Linked DNA regions of Homo sapiens: region 1 is linked to region 2. A link is a loop called in an ENCODE intact Hi-C map of the cell type or tissue named here. Cell type or tissue: mammary epithelial cell. All regions are shown on one strand. Each heading gives the region's core, and the rest is flanking DNA. Links, peaks and the distances in the headings are about the cores only. Region 1 overlaps IMMP2L (inner mitochondrial membrane peptidase subunit 2). Region 2 overlaps IMMP2L (inner mitochondrial membrane peptidase subunit 2).

Evidence for each region. A loop is a pair of places that touch in the nucleus more often than their neighbours do. Peaks named below come from ENCODE experiments on the same cell type or tissue, not always from the same donor. Only the 100,000 strongest peaks of a DNase experiment are listed, where the experiment ranks them.
Region 1: a loop joins it to region 2, with 5 times the contacts of the local background. A loop is called at or near these places in 2 of 110 quality-filtered maps.

The regions. Positions count from the first base shown.
Region 1 is chr7:111,354,173-111,362,525 of GRCh38, forward strand. All of the region lies in intron 3 of IMMP2L (inner mitochondrial membrane peptidase subunit 2), which reads right to left. LOC124900232 (a long non-coding RNA gene) reads right to left here. Exons shown (of 2, transcript XR_007060475.1): 2 at 1-8,353. Among named protein-coding and RNA genes, the nearest start is that of IMMP2L, 200 kb to the right of the region's middle. In mammary epithelial cell, for the core only: no CTCF peak of the experiment used is centred there; a DNase peak (open chromatin) is centred at 3,719; H3K27ac peaks cover 465 bases.
Region 2 is chr7:111,194,340-111,202,692 of GRCh38, forward strand. All of the region lies in intron 3 of IMMP2L (inner mitochondrial membrane peptidase subunit 2), which reads right to left. LOC124901725 (a long non-coding RNA gene) reads right to left here. Exons shown (of 2, transcript XR_007060477.1): 1 at 1-8,353. Among named protein-coding and RNA genes, the nearest start is that of LRRN3, 110 kb to the left of the region's middle. In mammary epithelial cell, for the core only: no CTCF peak of the experiment used is centred there; a DNase peak (open chromatin) is centred at 4,112; H3K27ac peaks cover 1,047 bases.

The DNA.
Region 1 (8,353 bases), core at 327-8,326, 160 kb after region 2:
TTCCAAATAAAATCTTGATAAATCCAGCTGAATAGTTAAAAATATGACCAAATAAGATTTAATCCAGGAATGTAAGACAGGTAAATTTAAAGATACCTATTAAGGTAACATATTTACCACATTAACAGATAAATAGAGAACATATATATTACCATCTTTATTGATACCTAGTATCAAAGGCCAAAGTACTTGAAAATCTAATTTCCACCTAAGGTAAACAAACAGCAACCGACAACGAAAATAAAGCTCTTGACCAACTGGAAATAGACAGGAAAAATCTTATTTGATAACATATGAGGAGCCTAAGGGAAATATTACATTAAATGATAAATATCAGAAGGATGCCCATGAAAGTCAAGAGGGACGAGAGGTTCTAGTCAACAAAGAAAAAAAATTGAGATGTATAAGGCTTTAAAAAAAAAAGAAAGAAAATGTGTTATTTTGAATAATATGACTACCTAGAAACACACAGACAATAAACTTAAAAATATAAATAAGAATATTTTGAAATATGGTTGGAATCAAGATCAACATTAATGGCCTTCTTATACACAGAAATAAGCAACTGGAAGACTTATTGGAAAGAATATTTTTTAACAATAACAAAAAAATATGGAAAACCTAGAAATAAACCTAAGAAGGAATGTGCAAAGTTTATATGAAGACAACTATAAAATTTAACCAAAGGAAATACAAGAAGTTCTGAAAAATGAAGATACGCCATTCATTCGACAAAAAGTTAAATCCCTACCCTATCCTGGACCCTAATCTCAATAGAATAAACACAGCTATATAGGTACTAGAATAAAATATTAGAGAATAAAGAGAAAGTGAAGGATCTGAAAAGGATACTACTGGGGAAACGTACTAATGAATTTAGTTTTTCCCAAGGTAATCTTTAGCAGCAGCATCCATGAATAACTTTTATGAATGTCCAATTTATAATACAGTACTCTAAAACTGACAGTTTTTATTGAATATAAAGAACAATGGTTGCCTGTGAAAAGTGAAATTAAATTTTCTTCTTAAAAGTTCCTTTATTTTTTACAATGTACATCGAATTTTTTAAAAATCAAAATGAATAAATTTTTAAAAGTTAAAAATATAATGTACATAATAATACTAATGCATGACATCAGTTTGGTGAAATATTTTTCTTATATAAATTAATTATGAAAATTAGCAATTTATACACTATAAATCTTTAACCAGATACTGTATAAATAAAAAGTGTTATTACTCTTCAAAACTTCTTCAATGTAAATTGTAATATTGGGCTTTATTACTTAATGTATAGAATCTGTGTATATCCTCTTAATTAGTAATTTCAGATATTTTTTCAAAATTTCTCTTCTTCAGTTATTCTCATAAATACCCACCAGTTTTAAGAGCAATTTTGAAAACTTCTACTCAAAACAGAAAAACAATAAAAAAACAGGGAAAAAATAGAATAGAAAAACCTTCTGGTCACTCATAAGATGTACAGAAATGTTGTTCATGAGTAATCTTTTAAATGTTCACCTCTATATCAAATGTAATTTATTTTCTACTCTCTGAGCAATGATCCAAACATATTTGAAGCTATTTTTTTAACTAAGGAGAACATACAATTAGTCTATTTTGATTTTGCTTCATATTTCAAAGGTTTGTGTTTAAGCTTTATTAATAGTGCTCTTTAAGTTATTTTCCTCCCAATAGGTCTTTAATTACATGTATCTGAAAATACAAAGTCTAATTCTGTTAGAAAACTTAATGATTCTTAAAATATTTGCTTTCATGAGTATATGATTATCTGAAAAACAAACTCCAAAGGGCAATAATTAAGCGACATGGGGTTCCACATAGGCAGAATTTAGAAAATTAAACTAATTTTCTATTTTATTTAATTTAAACATTAAATTTAAATTTAGAAAATTAAACATACACCATATATATATACACAGAAAACTTCATATTGAATAAAATACAATCAGCTATAAAGTAGATTAACAGACTCAGATTCCTTTTAGGCTAGTAAATTTGACTCATTCAACATGTTCAGATGCAGTTGGCCCACTGTATCCATGGGTTCCTCATCTGTGGATTCAAGCAACCAAGGATTGAAAATATTCAAAAAAAAATTTGCATCTCTTAACATGTATAGACTTTTTGTTCTTGTCATTATCCCCCAAACAATATAGTATAATAACTATTTATATAGTATTTACATTCTATTAGGAAATATATGTAATCTAGAGGTGACTTTAAGTATAAGAAAGGATCTACATAGGTTATAAGCAAATACTACACTATGTTATATCAGGGATTTGAGCATCCTCGGATTCTGGTATCAAGGGAGGTCCTAGACCAGTCCCTCACAGATACAGAGGAATGACTGCAACCCCTTATTCAACGTTAAATCCCAATTGTACGCTTTTTAGTGTAGCACTGAAAAGTTTTAGAAGAATTCTCATATAAACAATGCTATAAAGTTAACTTTCCAGATAAACTGAAATAAAACTGGTTTTTAAAAAAAGAAAGAATTGACAATTTTATAGTTATTTTTATTCATAAGATTTTAAAAGCATATATAGGCTGGGCTCAGTGGCTCATGCCTGTAATCCCTGCACTTTGGGAGGCTGAGGTAGGCGGATCACCTAAGGTCAAGAGTTCAAGACTAGCCTGGCCAACACGGTGAAACCCTATCTCCACTAAAAATACAAAAATTAGCCAGGCGTTGTGGTGGGTGCCTGTAATTCCAACTACTCAGGAGGCTGAGGCAGGAGAAGCGCTTGAACCAGGAGGTTGCAGTGAGCCCGAGATGGTGCCATTGCACTCCAGCCTGGGCAACAAGAGTGAAACTCTGTCTCAAAAAAAAAGCACATATATGCAAGCTACAAGATTACTATCAACTGGTACAGTACTTTATAAACTACAAACTCATCTTTGCCCTAGGATTAATCACTAACCACTTCAAGAAGGAATGTGGACACAGACTGGCCCACTGTAGCATTTAAAGTTTTTTGGCTAAATACACACATCTGTGTTGTTCTTTTCAAACCGTCAAGATATAAAACTCATTTAAAACCTATTTTTAAATACCATGCAGCAATGATCCCTTAGAGGCAGCAACTTTAGATGATGCTTAAACAATGAATTTTTTTTCCAACAATAACAATTTTCTTTAAATTCATTTACAAAACCTCACCACACAGCATGAGGTATACTTTCCTGGTAAGCAACTATAAAGTAGAATTAACTATCCTCAAATGACCATGAAATTAAGTCAGCCATATCAGATTAAGATGACCATAAATGCAGTTAAAACCATGCTAATTTACATAGCCCCCTAACCATGTTTAATTGCCACATTAAAAACCCTTCAGATGCTGGTCTGTCCTTTTACAACTTAGAACAGTGTCACCTGAATTAACTTGTTTTGTCTGAATGTTGCACTTTGTTTTTTCATTTATATAGCTGGGAACATTCATGAGCTCTAGTTATTATGTCTAAATATTTTTATTAAACAGAATAAAATAATCAAATCTATCAAACTGGTTTTAATGAAGTAAGCAATGCATTTTTAAAAGGAAGTACTCTCTTAGCCCTAAGCAACATGAGTCATCATGAAGAAATTATATATATATATACTTATCCATTTCTATCTGGTACTTTTAACCATGTGGGGCATGCCAATCTTCCCATGAGCATGGAAACTGAAAGTAACCCAAGGGCACTAGCCAGCTTTGGAATTACTGCTATAATGCCTCCTACACCACACCCATCACACTCCCATACTCTGATTTCTGCAAGCCACAGCAAGCCAAGGTTTTCACCCTAGGGCATTCTGGACTCTTTTGATACCCTATCTCAGAGTAGAAACCCAATCTTTGTACTGGGCTGTCAACCATTCACTTTTTAGATTCAGAGTACATAATCATTTGGCTTGTTTTTGCTATACCCTCTGGGTGCCTCACACTCTAGAATGAACTATTTGATTTGCTGACATCTAGTATGTTTAGATTTCCCTTCCTTTCTGGACTACTCTTTCACGTTTCCTCACCTACCCCACAGCCTCAGATGCATTATCTTACTACCCTCTATTCTCAGCTCCTCAATGACCAGGATATAACCAGGAACTGAGGATAAATCATTTATTCCACTTGTTACTTAGGCAACCCCGAAACGTTAATGAAAGCATCTTTTGCCATCATGTATTATATAGAATCTTCAGTAAGCAGCAATGCATAACAAGACAAAAGTGACTGATTCTGACCTACCTAAGGAAAAAAAATCACATTATCTTGTGATTATCTTGGCTTCTTCCCTAACACAATAATCTTTGGTTACCATAATGCCTAAGCTCAATTAGAAGTCAGAAACCCCAAAGTATCCACACCAGGCAGCAAAGCAAGAATAATCAAGATTGACATATTTCAACACACATATAGTTGCACTGAAAGGCTCCCTTAACCAATTCACCAGACAACCCCACCCCCAAAAGAATTATGCATGGGTGAAATTTCTATAGTTTTTGCACTAAAAGTAAAGTCTTCCCATGGCTGCCAGAAATCACCAATATGACCGTTCTCATTGTTGATCTTATGCTGTTATAGCAACCAAGGGAGACAACTGGAAATGGGAGAAAGTCTCTTTTAGACTGATGAAAATTAACAAGGGACAGAAATCAAGATAGTAAAGGAAGGAGAAGGTGCTGTGATTTAGCCAGAGATAATCATTGTCGACATACTATTATATTTCATTTTAGATCTTTTTCCTAGGTGTGCAGATTAGTGTACTCAACTCCATTTCAGTTGTGTTCTTTCATGCACGCTAAGTTAGATAGCTAGAACAAAAGCTAAGCTAGAAAGCTAAAGTTTATTTCCTAGACTTCCTGACAGTTAGATGTTGGCACATCACCTAGCTCTTGCCAAGCCGATACACTGGCATTACTTTGGAAGGCAAGGTTAACACGGTGAGACAGAGGCTGGCTGCTGTTGCCTCTGCTGTTTTTACTGGCAAGGTCAGTGATACAAAAATTTGATTTTTCTGCAACGTAGATCTGAATGTCCAAACTCTACTTTCATGAAAACAAAAGCTAGGGCCAGGGCATCCATGTGAGGTGGCCTCCTAATTCTCCAGGTTTTTGTTTGTTTGTTTGTTTTAATGAGACAGAGTCTCTCTCTGTCACCCAGGCTGGAGTGCAGTGGCATAATCTCAGCTCACTGCAACTTCCACCTCCCAGGTTCAACAGATTCTCCTGCCTCAGCCTCCTGAGTAGCTGGGATTATAGGCACCCGCCACCACTCCTGGCTAATTTTTGTATTTTTAGTAGAGACGGGGTTTCACCATATTGGCCCATCTGGTCTGGAACTCCTGACCCCAAGTAACCCACCTGCCTCAGCCTCCCAAAGTGCTGGAATTACAGACGTAAGTCACCGTGCCCGGCCTCTCCAGGTTCATAAACACCACAGAAATTGCAGCTTCCTTAGCCACCTATAAAATGAGCAGCCACTACTCCAAGCAGAAACATGCTCATTGGTTGTTAAGCAAGAAATAAACTTTCATTGTGTTTGAACCATTATGCATTTTTTAATCTCTTTGTTACATAAGCTAGTGGTTACCCTAACTGATAAAGAGTCCAATAAATATTTATTGAATGAATGTTAAAGAAGAGGAAATAAATGCAAGAAGTAGGTGGAGGGAGGGTGGGAAAGATGGTGAAAGATAAATAGATGGTTAAGGATCTTGATTTTTTAAAGAATTAATGGGATAAATGTTCTCTTGGAGTACAGAATTATTTCATACTATTATAATTACTAAATTAATAATAACCTATTTGAATTTCTTTTCTATTGGTTTTTCAGTATAACATCTGTTCACAATTCCTATCCTGTTGAAATTTATACTCTAATCCACTCCATAAATTTTAAAAAATGGTTTTGGTTTCTGATTACAATTTCGCCATAATGTGATTACAATTTCGCCATAATGTCATTACAAATCCAAAAGTAAGGGAAAGTCCTCCATAATACATGGAGCTAAAATCAAATACAGACATCAACATAATACATATGCAAAAACTAGATTTCCATTTTATTACATGCATACTAATTATTAAAATGTAACACTTTTGATAATATTTTAAAGCAGTGTCCCCATAGTGTGCTCTGAAGACGCCACTCTGATGGTCCCCATGAACCTTGCAGGGGGTCCATAAGGCCTCCCTTTCCCAAGTACATACCTGTGTGAGGGAAGATTGTTTTCATACATACTCCAAATCAAATAACATTACACAACATATTGAATGCAAAAGCAGATATGAGAATCCACCTGTTTGTATTCGGCCAGATATTGAAGAGATTTATGAAAATCTAAAACAGGCCTGGGGCACAGTGGCTCTTGCCTGTAATCCCAGCACTTTTGGAAGCTGAGGTAGAAGGATTGCTTGAACCCAGGAGTTTGAGACCAGCCTGGGCAACATAGCAAGACCTCATCTCTACAAAAAATAAAAAAATTAGTCAAGCATGGTGGCACATATCTATAGTCCCAGATACTTGGGATGCTGAGGCAGGAGAATCACTTGAGCCCAGGAAGTCAAGGCTGCAGTGAGCTATGATTATGCTGCTGCACTATAGCCTGGGCGACAGAGCGATACCTTGTTTCAAAAAAACAAAGAACAAAGCAAAAGTAAAATAGTGCCCTCTTCTCACTAAATATTTTTGTTTTGAAATATATAGTTATTTTTCATAAAACTGTCGTATTTATGTTGATACATAATAAATATTTTTATTTTTAAATGATGAATATATATTTTAAATTTTCTCAATCTTAATTTCCAATATGCTAAATATTGATGAAACTAACCCACAGAACAGAAGCTCTTTAGGGTCCTAAATTTTTAAGAGTTTAATGAACCATAAATAAACTAGTGAAATCCTGTAACAATGCCAGGATTCCTTTTATTAATAGTAAACAATAAACTATATTTAAATATAGCCAATTTTCTATATGTACAAAATGCTAGGCAGCCTTCCTATTGCTGTAGTAGAAATAACATGGCATTGAACACATGGGTTTAAATACCAGTTTCATAACTTATTAACTGTGTGGGCATCTGTTCCCTATTATTCTCACTGCTACCATTACAACAAACTCAACGTTATGCATATCAAAACTAAAATTGTTGCATTTTGCAAGCATTCTTGAAGATTTAATTGTGCAGGATTATAGAGAGTAATTTATATATAATTATATACACTTACTAATTCAATTATCTGGGAGTATATTTTAGCTAACTCACTATTCAGAGTTATACTTTCTATAGTAGCAGTTGCAGCATAACTGAGTATTCTTAAAGCAAGCAATTAATAAACTCCAACATAAAATTTTTCCTTGCCAAATTATATCTGTCTTGTTCTATCGAAACTCAACAAAACATTTACTTGTTCAAGGGACTATGTTGATCCAAAGATTTCCCTTCAGGAAAATGCTGGTGCTGCCTAGGGATACTAGTAGCTTTCCATAAAAAAAGTGTTCAACTAAGAGAGCTGTCCAGGCCACTCATCTTTGATAACAGAAGTTCAGCTTTATCATAACCTGTATGTCAGGCATCCAAAACCTAGGAAACTACTCTTCATTACTAACAAGATAATAACCTTTCAGTAGGTATTATCTCAATTCTTTTTCTCATCTACATTTTACAAAATGGTTTGTTGAAGAAAGTTAGGTTCTAAAAAGGAAGCTCTAAAACAATAGTCTTCATTTTTTTTCTCTCATATTCCTAAAAGAATTTTCTAAAAATACACAACATACATTTTCAGTTGACATGTAAAAATTTTCATCATGAATTTAAATGATTGCAAAGGCTATAATTTCTAGCATGTTACAAATACTGCCATTTTTATATAAAACTGTTATACCAGTCTTTTAAGAGTACCAAAGAAATCTAACTTCCACAGTAATCTGATATACACCAGCAACCATTTTATCAAAAAAAAATTCAAGAGTTAGAAAATTTATACACACTTTTTTGCTTAAACTCATTTCCAGTTATCTCCCCATAGGATTTTACCCTAATGTAATCGTTTTTATTTCTAAAAGTTTTTAACTGATCCTCTATCATACTTCTCTTCAATAAAAATGTACCTTAAAATTGAACTTTTAAATTGTGTTTAATTTTCTAAAACTGTAATGTTCAAACTAAGAAATATATGGAAATGTATTTCTTAATGAGAAGGGCTAGATTTTTTTCTTTTTTAAAATAGTTTATAGGCCTCTGAATGAATGTTACTCATTGCTAGTATAAGGTTTCACATACATTTTTTTTCTATTTTTTATTTTCTCTGTTTATGAAAGAACTGAAACTGTTCAC
Region 2 (8,353 bases), core at 220-8,219:
CTATGACAGTCTACCATTTAGTCATGTCAACACTCATTTATCTTGCCTAAGGAGCAGCCTCTGAGAAAGATTCCTGAGATCCCAGCAGAATCCACCCCTCCTTTGTACCATTACACCTGTTTATAACATTTGTAATTTTGTACCATAATTATTTGCTTCAATGCTTCCTCTCCTTCAATAACTATGAGCTTCAACAGTGTTAAGAACCTCATCTTATTTATCACAAAAGCCACTACCTGCCACAATCCCCAGTCCACAACAAGTACTCAATAGATGTTGTGAATGAATAGTACATATGTCTTCACAGTCAAATATATATGGAGCTGATAAAAACAATAATCAATATTTGTTTCTAAATAAAAGATTAACACCTAAAACAGTATTGCTTTATAAAATTTCCTTTATAAATTATTTTCACCAAGTCTGTGAGGTAGGCATTATATCTAACCTTATATTAGAAATCACAAAATTACTTACCAAGACCATATCTACTTAGCTCTACCCAGTATCAACTTCTATAATCATATCTAACATGTAGACACTAAATTTCCAGTTTTTTTGCAATGTATATACTTATGCAAAAATATTACAAAACAATTTTACTTATCGTTTTCATAGATGATTTTCCATAAGCAGAAATGTGTTTCAGTGAATTGTTTTTAAAAACCAAACTATTGAAAAATAACAATTAAAACTGTCACCATTTAGTATATTTATTTAATATGTTAGGTCTTAATGAAATAACATGCACTACATAAAACTTACATTGTAAAGTATATGAAAGAGGCAGGAAGTAATAGATTTTTGGCTTCCATTTATATTTACATAAAATTACAAAGATTTTAAGTTTATTGGATTATTAACATAATTTCAATTTAAACTAATTTAAATTTAAAGTAGTAAGGACAGTAGAAACCTAAATCCCATTAATATTTTTGGAAGATTAGATGAGAGGCTAGAAACAAATTTTTTTCAAAACTTATCTATTCTGTTTCAACTGATACCAATTTCTATGATCTCAATACAAACTGGACGGACATTATCAGCTGCTTCTAAAGACTAAGTTGAAAATATAAACTTGCAAGGAATAAAAAAGAGATAGACTGGAAGAATATAGGAGGTAACACTACTAGAAGTCAAAGTAAAGTGCAAAATTTCAATCATGTCTCTTTATCAATTGCCACATTATCTTTTTATTGTGTAGAAACTTTATTATAAAGGATTTTTTATTTTTAAAAGCAAATATGTACATATATTTTCATTGAAAGTCTAATTACGGACTGAGTCTGTCTTCAGGATGCTTTATATATGTGAGCTCATTTATTTCCATTGACTACCCTATGAGTTCCTTTTTATGAGTGTCGACGATTCTAAAATCCATGTGTTTTCCAGAGCATGATAAATTTAACTTTTAGAAATTATCAGAAAAATATGAATAGAATGCTAGACTGTGTAATCAAATTTAATTTTTATTGTTTATTTTATTTTATTTCATTTCATTTCATTTCATTTCATTTCATTTTTGCTCTATCATTTCATTTCATTTTATTTTATTTTTGCTCTATCACCAAGGCGGGACTTCACCAACACAATCACGGCTCACTGCACCCTCGAACTCCTGGGCTCAAGTGATTCTCCCACCTTAGCCTCCAAGCAGCTAGTACCACAGGTGGGGTATGCCACCACATCCACCGTTTTGTTTTGTTTTGTTTTTGATAGAGACAGTATCTCTCTGTGTTGCCCAGACTGGTCTTGAACTACTTGGATCATGCAATCCTCCCACATTAGCCTCCCAAAGTGCTGGGATTATAGGCATAAGGGGCCACACCCATAAATTTAATTTTTAAACTAAGATTATTTGGGACCTTAGGAAAAATCATGAAAAATAATCTCTTGGAATAATGTGAAAGATTATATTGTTCCCTAAAAGGAACAAAATGCTTTACGGTGCTAGCCTTTTATACCATGCTGGCCATGCCAGCTAAAGTTCAGATCGGGTCATCATTTCCAGAATCAAACGATAAAAATCAAACTAGAAAAAAAAATTATTCAATGAAGTGACCCATTCATCACTAGGAGTGTTAAACTAGAACAATGTGGTATTTTCTCTAAAGCATCTTACAATCATTGTAAATTAGGAGATTATGAAGTCTCATTCAAAAAGATTATGGAGGACACTAAGAGTCTCCTATACACTATTTTCTAAATAAAAGGGACTTTTTAAAAAACTATTTAGTTAATAAAAGCAATACATGCTCATTGTGAGTGTGGGAGAAACAGGAAGAAACAAAATAAAGCACTTTCACGAAATAGGAAATGAAAATATGAGAATTTAAATGATTTAAATTTAAATAATCATTTTTCCTAGCTTCTTTCCCCATAAATAATCATTGTTAATGGTTCCTTCAAAATTTTTCACTGCACGTTTGTTGTTTATATATCCATATAGCTTTAAAGATCTTTACGTAAACGCTCTCATACTATTTGCAGTTTTACATTTTTGTAACGTAAAAATATATCTTAGGCACGACTCTTTAACAGGGCATACAAAATTGACTCACTGGTTCTCAGAGCTGTGCAGTATTTCGCTGAATAGGTATATCAATTTATTTTGCCCTTACTGAGGCTGACTTGAGCTACTTCCAGTTTTTCGTTTATGAAGTTTCCCTAAACTTCCACGAACTCTCTTGAATCCTCTTATATTCACAAAGCCATCATGAATTAATGCTATGTTATTTTACAAAATCGGAGGCCCAGAAAATACTGAAAAGGTTGAGGAAGTACCAACTCTTACAACGATCACATAAGCCAACAAATTCCTTTAAAAATGAACAAAGTATTGGCTGGGCTCGGTGGCTCACGCCTGTAATCCCAGCACTTTGGAAGGCCAAGGTGGGCGGATCACGAGGTCAGGAGATGGATACCATCCTGGCTAACACAGGTGAAACCCCGTCTCTACTAAAAATACAAAAAATTAGCCGGGCGTGGTGGCGGGCGCCTGTAGTCCCAGCTACTCGGGAGGCTGAGGCAGGAGAACGGCGTGAACCCAGGAGGCGGAGCTTGCAGTGAGCTGAGATCACGCCACGGTGCTCCAGCCTGGGCAACAGAGCGAGACTCCATCTCAAAACAAACAGAAGAGAACAAAACAAAAATGAACCAAGTATTTATAGTAAAATAATTCTCAAGGTAATATAGCTAATTATTTGATGAAGATATCTCCATACGTCTTTAAAAAGGCAATCAAAGATAAAATAATCATAGAATTGGGCTTCAACAAACCAAAGTACCATCTGTCATCAGTTAAGGAAGTATCAGCTGGAAGGATGGGAAAAACAACTATATTTTAAAACTCAGCAGAACTACTATACAATGCGATAGCTTTCAGTGTGTTCACTCAATACTATTACATTCTATCAAATGACAAATCCATCTAATTCTAAAGACTAAAATTGCAGTTTAAAATGTTTAAAATAATTTTGCTCCTTTGAAAATTACTCTTGATGCTAGGCAATTACTTTCAAATTAAAAGTTCCTTCAGACTTTAGAATTGTCACACATTAGTAGGGATTTAAAGCAAAGATATACCTTACAGTAAGCAACAATAACAAAGAAGGAGGAAAAAACATTGACTAAATATAATTTAGAAATCAGTAGACAGATAATATTGCACAGAAGAATGAAGAGTACATAGATAATCTAAATCTAGGGACATCTGGGTTTTAATTACACTTTTTCACCAAGGATTCCAAAGATGGCATTTTGAAGCCATGTATTCTTTTCCTGTCCTCCAGGACACAAGAATGCAATTACTAATGGGAAAATAAAGACAGACTTTCTTTTACTCATTTTGAAAAAAGAAAAAAATGCTCTCTCTAGTCTGCATAAACTGGCTGAAGTTTTGATCTGATGTGACAATTCCTCTAAATATGGCTCCAGATCTGCCCTTAGAATCATATAATACTGTGAGTAACAACACAGGTCAGAACGGCTCTCGGTCATATTCCTGGCTCAACTACTCAATAGCAGAGTGACTTTAAGCAAGTTCTGAGTCTTATTTTCCTAACCCGTACAAGCAGTTATTATTACCCTATGGGCTGCTGTGTGGATCAACTTACATAATGAACTCAAAGTTCCTACAACATGGGTGTACCAGGTCACTCTGGTTAACCACAGCTCCTTGTGAAGCAGTGATTCATACTTTCCAGCATGTATCACATGCTGCAATCAAACTGGAATCCATAACTATTCCCTAAACACGCCCTGATAATTTCTGCTTTGATTCATGCTACTTCTACAAATGATGCCTTTTTCCACCATAACTGCCTACCAAAATCTTATCCTTCTTTCAATACTTTTGCAAATGCTACTTCCTTTATGAAGCATTTTTCCCAATTCTCCTCTGTTATTAGGACTCGTTCATTCTGGAACTCTGTTCTTCCATCATACTTATATCTGGCCTTAGAGTTATAATGCCCTTGTCATATCTTTCTCTTTCTTTAGATTCTAAGTTCCCAAAAATAATGTAAACTTCTTCAATATTTACCAAAAACTACCAATTGAATTGAATGTTTGAGTGGAGAATATATGCATTTTCAGAGATATATACAAACAGGTAGAGATCTGGAAAACTGTTTCAGCTCCCAATGTCCTCCCTCAATATGGACTAAATTCCACTGAACTTGATAGCTATGTCAGTCACTACATTTTCGAACTGCATTTCCTAGTGGGGCTGTTATAATTTGTGTCCATTTTTTTTTCATTAATTTACATGTATTTGTGAAGTAGGTTTCAAGAAAGGGATTGAAATAAACACATTTTTATTCTGCCACCATTTTACAAAAAAACCTGCCTCATTTCCGAATAAATAAATACAGCCTACATATAATGTATATTAACTCAAATATTTCAATTCTCTCATTTAAGTATGCGAGTATTTCTATTTAAAGTTCTTTGATTCTAAAACTAAGAGTAACTGGACAACCTGTCAGTTCCCTGTAATTTCCTTTTGCACCTTCACACACTGTCAGCAATACAACCACAGTTAATTAAAATATGTACGTGGAACATGTAAAATAGCATCAAATATGAAATATGTAAAAGTTGAAAACACTAAAAGAAGCCAAAACTAAAAATGATTCTCCTTAACACATTAAAAACAGTACTATGTCTGAATAGAAAAAGAAAAGCCAATGGTAATCACTAAAGTTATTCTCCTGTAACAATGTTAACCTATATAATTTGATTTGAGTAAGAAGTTTACAGAATGTTAGTCTGATATAACAAACCAATTAGAAGAAGCATAAGCTTTATCTTTCACTATCATTCTGTTTTTTGGTGAAGGAGCTTTGAGCAGTAAATAATTTACTATCAAAAGCAGCAAACTCTGCTAAAGTTAAAATTACAATCTTATGAGTGCATGTGCATTAGGGATCATGTTAAAACCATCAACCTCATTTCAGTAGATGTCTTATCTCACATAAAGTATGCTGCTAGACATAAAGCATCAGTGGTTTACCTCTAAATGATCCAGTCCCTCCAGGAAACTGGGTGTAGTTTTAATAAAATTGAACTCATAAGTTTTTATTACATTTATAATGAATGCTTTTCAGTTTTATAGGCTCTTTGAAGGAGCAATTTAGTTTCTCTATTAAAACATGACTTTATATCCTTCACAACTCTCAGGTTTCAATTTTATGTTGCTACCACTCTCAATATAAATGAAGATATTGAAGTTTTAATAAAGGTATAGAGTTATTTTTATTGTACATATGAAATGTGAGTTTACAAAATTACAGGGAAAAGTACAGCATATTAAAATTTCTTTCTATTCTTACTTTTCTGTATCCTTTCTGCCACACAAAACTAACCAAAGGTGATATAACATATTTAGGTATTAATAAAGCAGGATTCATGATATTGTCTTTTCTTAGAATAAAGCATAATCTAATCTTTCAAAAATGTCTTATTAGCACAGTCGAAAGTGTAATACTGTTTAATTTAACTTGTTGGATCTTTAATCAATCTCTTTATTACATCTAGTGGAACTATATAAAATTTTCAAACATATTGGCTTTATTTACACCATCAAAGTTTGCCCAACAGTAGGGATTATTACAAATGAACAACAGAACATTTTGTTTGTATTTTGTTTGTCTACTTTCCCAACTAAAGAACCTGGTATATACTGGGTTCTATTTTGGAAGCTTACATTTAAAAATTGAGGAAGGTATTATTTCTGCCCGTGAAGAACTCACTATCTGCTGGAAAAAAAAGAAACAGACACATATACCATTATAATACACTGTTATATGGCTGTAATAAATAATAGACATAATAAATATCTATATCCATAATAGATAATTTAGAGCAATAATGGGACCACTGAGGAAAAGCAATCAACTCTGCCCTGGCAGAGAAACAGTTCATGGAGATTTCACCTAGAACTTGAGGAATAAAAGGAATTCCACAAACAGATAAAAGACAAAAAGGCATTACAAACAATAGGAAGAACCCATTAACATAACTGCCAATAGTATTTAGTACTCCTGCAAGAACTAATATTGTCATTGTTGCTTATTTTATTCAATAACAATTTGAACAAAATTATAGTACTATAGTGAAAAACCAAAGAGCTTTTCCTTGTGGAAAATTCTTTTGGAAAATTCTTTTAGATTAAGTCTTCTATAAAGACAAAATCAGATCCTACTCATACAATCCTGATTCCCATCTTGGCTTGTTTGGATGTTTAGAAACAATTCTTATCTGTTCTAAGAAACACATATGAAAAAGCTTGTATCAAACACATATGCTTGGAGGGTCTGAAGACATCTTTTAAACACAAACAATTCATTAAATGGAAATGCAAAGCATGCCTACATCCTACTACTATATAATGAAAATCGATGTGTTATCACCAACCAACATTTAACGTATCAAATCCAAAAAAAAAAAAAACTGCGTCAATTTCAGGAATGTAATCTTTATACAGTTTTTTGAGAATTATAATATAACTGCTATGGTCTGAATGTTGGTGTCCACCCAAAATTCCTATGTTGAAACCTAATCCCCACTGCAATAGTATTAAGAGGTGGAGCCTCTGGGCACAGTGGCTCACACCTGTAGTCCCAACACTTTGGGAGGCTGAGGGGGGCAGACTGCTTGAGCCTAGGAGTTCAAGATCAGCCTGGGCAATCTGGTGAAAACTCATCTCTAAAAAAAATACAAAAAATTTGCTAGGCATGGTGGCATGTACCTATAGTCCCAGCTACTCAGTAAGTGAGGTGGGAAGATCGCTTGAGCCTGGGAGACAGGGGTTGCAGTGAGCTGAGATTGCGCCACTGCACTCCAGCCTTGGCAACAGAGCAAGACCCTGTCTCAAAAAAAAAAAAAGGAAAAAAAAAGAGAGATGAGGTTTCTAAGAGCTGATTAGGTTGTGAGGGCTCCGCCCTCATGAATGAGATTAGTGCCCTTATAAAAGAGGCTAAAGAGCTTGTTTGCCCCTTCCATCATGTGGGAACACAGCAAGAAAACACTGGCTATGTGGAATAAGCCCAAACCAGAAACTGAATATACTGGCATCTTGATCTTGGACTTCCCAGTCTCCAGAACTGTGAGAAATAAAGTTCTGTTGTTTTTAAGCTACCCAGTGCTTGTTAAAGCAGCCCAAATAGATATTAACCAAGCCACATGCAAAACTAGACATTAATTTCAAAGCCCATCTTTTGAAAAGTAGCTTCTCCATTTGACTAAACAGGTTCCTAGTGTTGTAATAAATAACATCATTTGACCCATCATTCAAAGCGTAATTGTCACTTGAGAGACAATTAAAAGTTAAATGAAGAATTTCTGTTTCCTTTGATATCAGGTTATAAATTTCCATGACACCCACTCTTGGCAGAAAAAGTCAGTGTAATTAAAATCCATTAATGGAACTTAAATTTGTCTGGAAAAGGAAGCTGTTAACTGGAGTGCTGGCCCCTAAGTCCACCATGCTAACAATTCTCTGATAACAAGTTTCAAGAATCAAAAATAACTGTACTCACGCACTCATAGCTTCCTGTCATGTAGAATTCATTGTTATGGAAGTGTCTTCTTTCTCCCATGGAGGCCTATCATTTAAACTGATCTACTCCAAATAAACCCAACGGGGCAAAGATGAGTGTCCTCACAGTTAGTTTCACTCGTGAACCCAGCCAGCAATTCAAGTGCCTCCACTTTGTTCTAGGTTGCTGCACTCTAATGATCGACAGTACAGAGGATATGTAGAATTGACTCTTCACAGAGACTGGCTAAAACAGTGCTAAAATATAACATCAAAGGAAAATATTATCCAAGCAAAAAAGGAGTTTGGGGA